3 separate regions of the Mus musculus genome follow, and regions 1 and 3 are each linked to region 2. A link is a contact called in ENCODE Hi-C data. All regions are on one chromosome and are shown on one strand. The core of a region is the stretch at or near the end of the contact, and the rest is flanking DNA. Distances in the headings are between cores, read along the strand shown.

Region 1 (3,544 bases), core at 504-3,003, 1.5 Mb before region 2:
AGCCAGGGAAAGAGATCTGGAAAAAACAAATCTGCTTTGAAACATTTGGTGATGCCATTTAGGTAAGGATAAGGGTGAAGCCAGTTGGGCAGTGGGACTCAGGAATGTCCCTTTGAGGGTAGGGAGAGTGGCAAAGATCCTCATTAGCTGAGAAGGTGTGGGTGGGCATTTTGAGGAAATAAGGTGGTTTGTTTCATCATTATAGAAGCATCAGAAATTGCATGTAGTGATTGACAGTGAGATCAGTTCAAGAGGCCAAGCTGAGAGGTAGGAGGGGAAATGGCGGGCTCTCTTAAAAACCCTGTTCCTGGAGACAGAAGCTTTGATCAAAGAAGCATCCTTAAAAGAAAGCTCTGCAGGAAAGATTTGAGAGGGGGTTTTGTTTTCCTTTGTTGAAGCAGGGTCTCATTTTAGCCCTGGCTGACCTGGAACTCATCTTGTGGCCCACGTTGGCCATGAACTCACTGCAGCCGTCCTATACCAGTTCCCACGTGCTAGGAATTAAGGTGTGAGCCCCCATACCTGGTAAGATAATGGTCTATCTTAAGTCTGTCTTCCTTAGGGGATACCTTATATTCAGCCTGAAAAAAAAACTTCTCTTTTTGCCCTATTTATTATGGATCCTTCCCCCCGCACCCCCCCCCCCCTTAAGTTATTGATGGAATCGAGGCTTTTGGAGTGGCTATAGCTTTACCACTGAGCTATATTTCCAGCCTTGGGCCACATTTATAATTCCCAAATGCCTGCATTTGTTTTCTGATGGGAAAGGTACAATTGTCTTTCTCAGTCTTAGTAGCCAAGTCTTTGTCTTTCTCTCTCTCTCCCTTTCTTTCTTTCGTTTCTTTTTTTCTGAGACATGGTTTTACACTCTGTATAGCCAAGGCTGGCCTGGCTCGCGATGTACACCAGGCTGATCTGGTACATGCAAGATCCTCTTGTTTTAACCTCTCTAGTGCTTTTCCTCGTTGAAGAGTTTTCCATGTCTGCTTCCCTCCAATCGCTCAACATCACATTTTAGCTTCTTGGCTATGAGACCGATTGTGGTCTAAAGGCAAGAACAATAAGCTTCCTCCAAGGTCTAAACTAAAGCTTCCGAATTTACTTTGACGTGTATTAAGTTTTGAACTAAAGAGTGTGACAGATACAATCCTCTTACAACTGAACACGAAGAAACCATTTTTTTTTCCTCTGCACACCAGCTCCTATAGTTCCTTGTTCTGGTTCAATAGGAAAGCTCACTCGTAGCAAATCATTCCCTCTGGGTAAACAGACACAATGCTTAAGTCGTTTGCAATCGACCATTGAAAATAATTTTGAATATCTTCTAGAAGTGGTAGGGCATAAATCAATCATACGTTAGTACGGTAATAAAAACAAGCCCTACTGTTTGAGGAAGAGTTGACTAAACGCTTTCGGAATCCTGAAACCTTCATAAGACGACGCCTAGCATTATGTTGGCCGCTGACACAAACACACGCTCCATCCCGAGTCATTAAACCGTGGCGGCCCACTCCCTTCTCAGATCTCTTCAGAAATCGTCGAGGAAGCTGGGTGAGCGTTCCGAGGCACTCTGCCCGCACTGTTTACATTGTGGACCCGGCCGAACTACAACTCCCAAGATGCATCACGCTTCCAAAGCCTCCCGAGGGGAGGCTTCCGGTTTAGGCCAGCGCGGCTGCGCACGGGGTGTGGTCTTACTGGCTCGGCCCGCCTCGTGCGATGCGCGTCACGGCTACGCGCGGGCGCGGAGGCGGGGAGACGCGGCGGCGGCGGCGGCGGCGGTCGCGGCGGCGCGAGCACAGTCCCGACGCGGTACCGCGGTGGCGGCGGCGGCGGTGGCGGCTCCAGCGAGCGGCCCCCTCCCTCCGCGCCCCCCCTCTCCCTCCCCGAGGCGCTGCTTCCCGAGGCGCCCGAGCCGCGCGGTGAGACGGCCGCTAACTCGGGCGAAGGGCTGTGGCTCGAGCGCGGCTTCCCGGGCTCAGCAGATTGCCCGGGTCGGAAGGAGGTGAGGGCTGAGGGACAGGTGTCCCCGGCGCGGGCCGGGAGCGCGCGCCTGGCCGGCTCCGAGCGCGGCCGGAACTCTGACCTGCGGCCGCGCGCCTGGTGCGGGGCCCAAGCAGCGGCCGGGGGGGTGGGGTGGGGGGGGGGGCCGGGGCCGCGCTCCGTGCAGCTGCGGTCGCGGGCGCCCGCTGCCCTGTCCCCGCCGCGGGGCAGAGTCCGAAGCCCCTCGCTCCGTCTCTAGTCGATTTCGGAGCCGGTACCCCCGCGATGGCCGGAGACTGAAATCCTCCCGCCCCGACTTCTAGTTGGTGTCTTCTGCCACTTCTAGGGATTTCTCTGGCAGGCTTGCTTCGGATGGCTTGTGCTCAGCGCGACTTTTCCAACCACTGGGATGGGAAGGTTGCCCTCACCTTTCCTTAGGTGGCGCGTCAGGCTGTCACTGCGGGATAGTTCTTGGGCCCAGTTCTGAGCCCCTTTGGGTTTTTATTTGCCAGTGGTTAGCTTGTTAGAGAATTGCTGGAAACGGCTATAAAATAAGTTTTGATGAGTCCGAGGGAGCGCTAGACCAGACAGCTAATGAGTCTCTTCTTTTGTTTTTTTTGACCTTGATTTAAACATTTGTTTCTGGAGTTTGAAAACTTCACGAGAGCGTTGAGCAATGAATTTTTGATAAATGACATGACCACCTGGGATTTGGTAGGTACAATGCTTCATTGGTGGTTTTAGTATTTTAGTGGAAATGATCTTTTAGTTGCATTTATGTTTTACTCTGGTTGTCTCATTTAAAGAAAAAAAAACTTTAAAAAAATTAAAATTATCCAGTTTATTATGGTGTGTTTCTGTGTGACTCCTGTGTTCATGGCACACGTGTGGAGGTTAGAGAACAACTTGGTAAAAGTTGATCATCGTCTACGTTTATGTGGTTCCGGGTATCGAACTCAGGCGGCAAGGTCTTGAAAATTTGCCTGGCAAGCATACTCTTTAGCCATCTCACTTGATGGCCTGTAATTCTTGTGTTGCTGTGTTCATTGTGTTTCCCCAAAGCAGAATGCTTACCCCTGCTCCCCAAGGAGCAAGGTAAAAATACTGCAGTCTTTTAGGATTTTAAAATTTATTTGTTCATAAAACACTTCCCAACTAAGTGTATTTGTTTTGTTTGTTCGTGGGTGAGGGTGTGCAGGTCTCACTCTGTAGCCCAAACATTAAGAATCCTGCTTCAGCCTTCTGTGTGTTAGCATGAATCACCTACCATGTTGTGAAGACAGGCAGGATCAATGTAGTTCAGGCAAGCTTTAATTTCTAAATCTTACCTATGAGTCCAGAATCCTGGTATGGACAGATGCTCTACTCAAAGCCCGCCCTCCCTTTGACATGGTCTCACTCTGTAGCCCTGGCTGTCTTGGAACTCATGTAGATTAGGCTGGCCTTGAACTCAGAAATCCACCAGTTTCTGCCTCCCATGGGCTGGGATTAAGGATGTGCACCACCAATACAACTCAAAAAATAAAGCTCAGAGCCTTAATTTTTTAAAGGGGGAATTATG
Region 2 (3,107 bases), core at 405-2,904:
TTCAACTAGAAGAATTAAATATTTAAACCACCCCCTGGACAGAGCGATAGATCATTGTGACAGGGACCCTCAATTCAATCCCAAGGACCCAGTGCTGGAAAAATCCATTTCTTCACCTTATCCCCTCACCTCCACGCACAAATAAACATTAAAGGAAACCGACTAAAATAAGCCCAAAAGTTCCGTAAACAAAACTGCCCAGGTTCAGGAGACCGATCCCGCACAGCCACATGGCGGCCACCCGCGCTCGCTCGCCCGCTTACTCCGCAGCCCGACTTGCAGGTAGGAAAGAGGCCCATTTGTTTGTTCCCGGACTGGCAGGGGCAGAAAAGGTCGCTGGGTGGGAGTCTTAGGGCACATGGGGCTGCCTCTCCGATCCCGCCGGGTCGGGAAGGCTCCGGAGAGCACGCGCCGAGGGAAGGCCGAGCGGGCCCACCTCAACTTTTCCCAGACACGTGAGGCTCCACAAACACAGCACAAAAGTGCTCGTAACTGCGGCTAAGGCCGACTAACCCACCTAGGCAAAGACTCCGCACCCCACACGCTAACACGATACCTCTGGGGGACGGGACCGGCGCAGACCGGTGCTCCTAGCTCCCGGGCCGCCACGAGGAGGAAGCGAGGCGCTCGGCTTCGCTCGGGCCGGGCGTGGGCGGTGGGCGGAGCCGTCCCGCCCAGTCTTGTGAAACTCCGGGCGCCTCGGGCCACGTGAGCGCCCGCTCGTCTTTCTCCAAACTACAACCACCGCCCGGGCCTGCCGGGGGGCCGCTGACAGAGCGTAAGCCGCGGTGGGTGAGAAGCGCTCCACCCTCACCCCCCCCCCCAATATCCCGCCGAGGAAGCCGCGCCTGCGGGCGGGGTGGGGGGGCGGCTCTGAGGAAAGCCGCGCTTTCTCCGGGCGGGCGTGGGCCGCGGCTGCGGTCTCCCAGGCCCTCCGCACACCTCAGCCCAGAGGCCCGGCCCTACCGACCGGACTCCAGCCCTCAGTCCCCGCTCCCCCGACCGCACACCTCGGCCACGCGGCCCAATCCCCGTCGAAAATGCGCTGAACTTCGGCTCCCGACCCCAAACCCCGGCCACGCGGTCCCCAGCTCCGTGGGCAGCCTCCGCACGGCTATGGCTGTGCGGCGGCCACCTCGGCCCCGTTCCTTCCGAGTCCGGATCCCACGCCCGCCATCCAACGCCCGCCGGGCCCAGGCGCCAGCACACCCCGCCGGCGGCCCTCACCTCCGGCTTCTCGGCTCCACGCTCCCACTCACATCCGGACCTCGCCGGCCCTCAGAGCACCTAGAGGAGGGTGGAACCCCGGGGACTTGGCAGTTGTAGCTGAGGCAGTTGAGGCTTGTTTACTGTCACCATGGAAACCCCCACAGGCGCGCTCGCGGGACGGCCTCAGCGGGGCGAGTCAACCGCGCGGCCGGCCTGCTCCTCAACTCCCGCCTGCCGAGCGCCAGCGGCGCCTCCGGAAGCCCTCCTGATCCCCGGTCCGCTCCCCGCTCGGCCCACGCCCCGAGCACCCGGAAACAGTAGCCCGGGGAGCCCACTTTCCCTTCCCACAGCCGGCGTGACCGCGGGCTGGCCTTCCCCGAACCCCACCTTCAGGAAGACGAGGCGCAGTCCTCCTTCCACGACGGAGCCGGAAGGATGCAAGACGGTGATGGGGCGGAGCCTCAGGCAGCGGACATCCGGGCACAGGGCAGCCGCGGCGCCATTCTGACGAGCCCAGAACGGAGCCTAGGATTGGCCGGGGGAGGGAGAGGGGCGGGACTAGAGAGCTGTGGACCCGCCTCTGAGTCCCGGAGAGGACAGTGACGGCGCAGGCGCAAACATTGCGGGGGGGGGGTAGCAGGGGGAGGGGGCGGGCAAACGAGGGGGGGGGGGGAGACAGCAAGGTGGAGGGGGTTGTCCATAAAGAGACCTGTGGGCTGGTGAGTCGGTGGACGCTGAATTCTGCACGCGTGTCTCCGCATCCCGAAAAGTGATCCCAAAGGAATCAATGACCGCATGCGTGCGGAAAACTAGAATGGTGTCTTATGTAAAAGAAAGACCGCCTAAGGGCATCTCAGGCAGTCCGGAGGGATTTGTCTGAAGTTTCTAACTCTCAGCACTATGTGAACGCTGGGACAGATTTTCTTGATGTGTAATAATTTGGGAGGATTCTCTGCGAGATGTCGAGATACAAGCTAAAGTGAAGATTATTTTTGAAGCTTCCAGAGCCGCCTAGGCGGGCGTAGGAACACGAGCTGGTTCCTACGAACTCCATTTCTGCATGGAGGCGGCCGAGGCTACAATGCATGGTCGCGAGCTGCTGTCTATATAAACACTGGAGAAATTACAAGGCCGTTCAGAATAATCTCTGGTTATAAGTGAACTACAGTGATGAAGGAAACGTTTATAAAACAACACACCAGACTAACTCCAGAAAAAGGAAAGAAAACTTTGAGAGGAAAACCTGTCCAAGAAGAAAAATAGAAGTCAAATGATAGAAAACAGATGCTACAAAAGTTAGATAAGTATTCGTGAGCACTAAACCCAGAGCCTTGTAGTTGGCAAATTACATCCCCCACCTCTGATGTTTGTTTGTTTGTTTGCCCAGGGAGTGGGGCATTAAAATTGTTAAGTTCGTGCGAGTTATCACCACACTTTCAACTGAAGTCAGAGGACAATCCTGAGTGTTCTCTCCTTCCACCATGTGGGGTCCTGATCAAACTCAAGGTTGAAAGGCCTGTGCAGCAAGTTCTGCTGAGACCTCTCACCCTGCTCCTTGGGTGGTTTTATTTATTTTTAAAGTTCCTTACTATTGCCAGAGAAAGGTGCAAGTGACTTCTAACCTTGAAGAAGCCAGAGAGCAACTTTTCACAAGTATTTTCATTTCCCTTAGGTGAGTTCCAGGGGTCAAATTGAAGTTCCCAGATTTTTACAGCCAGAGGTTTCACTTTTGAGCTCCCTCTGTCTGACTGCAACCCAGGCTGGCTTCCAACTCTTGTTTTGTTTTGTATTGTTTCTTTTGGTTCCCCACACCCCCACCCTAAGACATGGTATCTCTGTTGTAAAGCTGGCTGTCCTGGAACTCACTATGGCTCCAATTCAGAGATCCACCGGCCCCT
Region 3 (3,508 bases), core at 405-2,904, 1.9 Mb after region 2:
GGGGGTGGGGAGAGGATGGAGAATGAGACCAGAGATACTGTGTGAAGACAGAGGGTAGAGAGAGGGAGAGAGACAGAGAGGGAGGGCAGAGGAAGACAAGCCTATAATCTGTGCTGGGGCTGTCCAGTGGAGTGGAGGGCCTGTGGCTCACAGGGAGAGCATGACTCGGGCCTTCCCCAAACAGAGGTAGAGGCAAGTCCCCTGGGTGCTCAGTTGGGGGTGGAGGCAGGACATAAGTCTCCAATTTCCTGCCAAGGAACACTCCTGACCATCAAAGCCAAGGCCATGAATGGGCTGGAACATGGCAGGCAAGCCGGCAGGCAGGCACAGGGACAGGAAGGTTGGGGTGGGGGCCAGGGAAATGGGGATGGCTGGGCTCTGAGCCCTTGCTGCTGACCCTTCAGGCACAGGGAAAGCCCCTCCCCATCCTTCCTTCCTATCTGGTGGGAGCAAGGTCACCCTCTGAGAGAGGGCCACTAGGCCTCAAGTGACAGCTGCAAGCTGCTAGGAGACCCTGACTGAGAACTTGTAGCTGGAACTGTGGCTTCAAACAATGGGTCTGTGTCCCACCTTCCCCCTTAGCGGTGTATTTTGGGCTTTACTTCTGGGGCCTCAGTTTCCATGCACGGAAAGTGGGTTGAGTCTTTGTAAGGAGGTTAGCATTTGGTGTGGTCCTATGTGGGCACTCCCATGCTATGGAGAGGATCACCTGGGTTTCTATGACCTTAGGAAAATGACTCCTTGCCTTTATCCCAGGGCCTACCTGTTCCTTTGAAGGTCAAAGGAGTCCGGTGCCCAGTGCCAGCTCATATGTGGAATGACTTTAGGTTTCTCAGAACCTTGGCCTAAGGGCAAGGTCCTGGGGGTCTGCGGGGTTTGGCTCTATCCAGAAAGTAAGGCCCTGTGTCTGGTGTTCTGCTCAGCCCAGCCTGCCCTTGCAAGAGGAATGAACTTCCTCTCAACACAGTTTCCTACTTTTGCTGTGGGATTGTCAAGTTTGTCCCCGGAGCCTGCTGCTTGCAAACTCCTTTTACAGAGCAGTTCGGGGAACAGACCATAGGTTAGCCAGGGGCCTGATGTCCCTGGTCTGGCTGGTCTTTAGAGTGAGGCTTGGAGAACATAGGGGGTGTGAGCGGGGGGGGGGGGGGGCGGGGGGGGCGGGGAGGGGGACTGTGGCCAGAAGGGGCAGGCGGTTGAGGGGAAATGGAGGGCTTTAGGGGCAAGGAGAGGAAAAGAGTAGAGAGGGAGAGCAGCGGGAACAGAAAGAAAAAAAAAAAAAAGGAAACGCAGATGAGGGAGAGGGAGTGACGCGGGAGAGACACGGGGCGGAGTTGACAGGATCGGAGTAGGGGAGTCCGAGAGATTGAAAGAGCGAAACTCTGAGAGGCGGTGGAAGGCAAACGGGAGCCCAGAAACAGAACAGAGAAGGTACTAGAGCGAGGAGAAAGAGAGGAAGGATAACAAACAAGCGAGAGGAAGACATTCCAGGAGCTGGCCAGGAACCAGGAAAGAGGCAGGCAACTTGCGACTGCCCGGGTATCGGCCACCAGTGACCTCGGACCGCGGGGCGTGGCCCAGAGGCGTGGCCGGGGGCGTGGCCCGGGGCGAAAGGGCGTGGGCCAAGCTGCTGGGGCGGGGAGATGGGCTGTGGGCGTGGTCTCCACGGAGCCGCCCCCGGGCTGAGCGCCTCGCCAGAGTCGGGCCGGGGCGCCGGGGCCGGGGGCGGCAGGCGCGGGCAGGAAGCGCCTCGCGGCCCGGGCCCCCCCCCCGCCTCTCGCCGCCTCCGAGCTCCCGGCTCCCGGCCGCGCCGCGCCCCATGCACTCGCCGCGCCGCGCAGCCCGCGCTCGCCTGGATGGCTCGTCGCGCCGCGGGCGGCGCACCCCCTAGCGCCCGGGCCGCCGCGGCCGTCCCCTTGCGTCCGCGCCCTCACTCGCGGGGCCCTGGTCTGCTGCCGCTGCCTCTGCTGCTGCTGCTCGGGGCGGCACGGGCCGGCGCCCTAGAGATCCAGCGCCGTTTCCCCTCGCCCACGCCCACCAACAACTTCGCCCTGGACGGCACGGCGGGCACCGTGTACTTGGCGGCAGTGAACCGCCTGTACCAACTGTCGAGTGCCAACTTGAGCCTGGAAGCCGAGGCGACCGTGGGTCCCGTGCCGGACAGCCCGCTGTGTCACGCCCCGCAGCTCCCGCAGGCCTCGTGCGAGCACCCGCGGCGCCTCACGGACAACTACAACAAAATCCTGCAGTTGGACCCGGGCCAGGGTCTGGTGGTCGCGTGCGGCTCCATCTACCAGGGTCTGTGCCAGCTGAGGCGCCGGGGCAACATCTCAGCCCTGGCCGTGAGCTTTCCGCCTGCCGCGCCGACCGCAGAACCGGTCACCGTGTTCCCCAGCATGCTCAACGTGGCCGCCAACCACCCCAACGCGTCCACTGTGGGACTGGTGCTGCCGCCTACCTCGGGCACCGGGGGCAGCCGTCTGCTCGTGGGCGCCACGTACACCGGCTTCGGCAGCGCTTTCTTCCCGCGCAACCGTAGCCTAGAAGACCACCGCTTCGAGAACACGCCCGAGATCGCTATCCGCTCCCTGGACGCGCGTGGAGACTTGGCCAAGCTCTTCACCTTCGACCTTAACCCGTCGGACGATAACATCCTGAAGATCAAGCAGGGCGCCAAGGAGCAGCACAAGCTGGGCTTCGTGCGTGCCTTCTTGCACCCGGCGGTGCCACCGCACAGCGCGCAGCCCTACGCGTACCTGGCGCTCAACAGCGAGGCGCGTGCGGGCGACAAGGACAGCCAGGCGCGCAGCCTGCTGGCGCGCATCTGCCTGCCCCGCGGCGCGGGTGGCGACGCCAAGAAGCTCACCGAGTCCTACATCCAACTGGGCTTGCAGTGCGCGGGCGGCGCGGGCCGCGGCGACCTCTACAGCCGCCTCGTGTCGGTTTTCCCCGCGCGCGAGCAGTTCTTCGCTGTCTTCGAGAGGCCCCAGGGCGCCCCAGGTGCCCGCAACGCCCCGGCCGCGCTTTGCGCCTTCCGCTTCGACGACGTGCAGGCTGCCATTCGTGCAGCGCGCACCGCCTGCTTCGTGGAGCCGGCGCCCGACGTGGTGGCGGTGTTGGACAGTGTGGTGCAGGGCACCGGGCCGGCCTGCGAGAGCAAGCGCAACATACAGGTAAGCCATAGACCTGAGGGGCGTGTGCGGGGATACAGTATGCACGCAGATATCCCAGAGGATTGGTTACTGCCAGCGGTGCTGGCCCGGGAGCGTACTGGGTCACAGGTGCGCACACCTAAGTGGGGAGGTCTAGGTTGTCAAGGTACCCAGGTGTTCCCCGAAGACAGCGCACCTACAAATCAGCTCTGCAGGTGGGGGCCACAGGTGTGTGCTGAACTGAGAGAGGGGAGTGACACCAGGAGAGTGTTTAGGGAGAGTGCAGGTGCCCTTAGGACATACCTCTGCACCCTGGCAGATGTGTGATGGGTGTGGCACCTGGCACTGAAGATAAAGGG

Evidence for each region. Hi-C counts contacts between places; a loop is a spot of excess contacts on that map.
Region 1: a loop to region 2 is called in a map of T-helper 1 cell, with 6 times the contacts of the local background. The contact joins the promoter of Adipor2 here to the promoter of Hnrnpf in region 2. A Hi-C loop is called at or near these places in 2 of 37 maps with a recorded cell type or tissue (T-helper 1 cell and T-helper 2 cell).
Region 3: a loop to region 2 is called in a map of regulatory T cell, with 4 times the contacts of the local background. The contact joins the promoter of Plxnd1 here to the promoter of Hnrnpf in region 2. A Hi-C loop is called at or near these places in 2 of 37 maps with a recorded cell type or tissue (T-helper 17 cell and regulatory T cell).

The regions. Positions count from the first base shown.
Region 1 is chr6:119,386,943-119,390,486 of GRCm38, reverse strand. It overlaps Adipor2 (adiponectin receptor 2), which reads left to right and starts at 1,753. Exons shown (of 8, transcript NM_001355692.1): 1 at 1,753-2,005.
Region 2 is chr6:117,905,329-117,908,435 of GRCm38, reverse strand. It overlaps Hnrnpf (heterogeneous nuclear ribonucleoprotein F), which reads right to left and starts at 1,654. Exons shown (of 4, transcript NM_133834.2): 1 at 1,597-1,654. 4933440N22Rik reads left to right here and starts at 231. Exons shown (of 2, transcript XM_017321877.1): 1 at 231-332; 2 at 595-2,630. The coding sequence starts at 231. The coding sequence ends at 1,326.
Region 3 is chr6:115,993,151-115,996,658 of GRCm38, reverse strand. Plxnd1 (plexin D1) reads left to right here and starts at 1,654. Exons shown (of 36, transcript NM_026376.3): 1 at 1,654-3,170. The coding sequence starts at 1,854.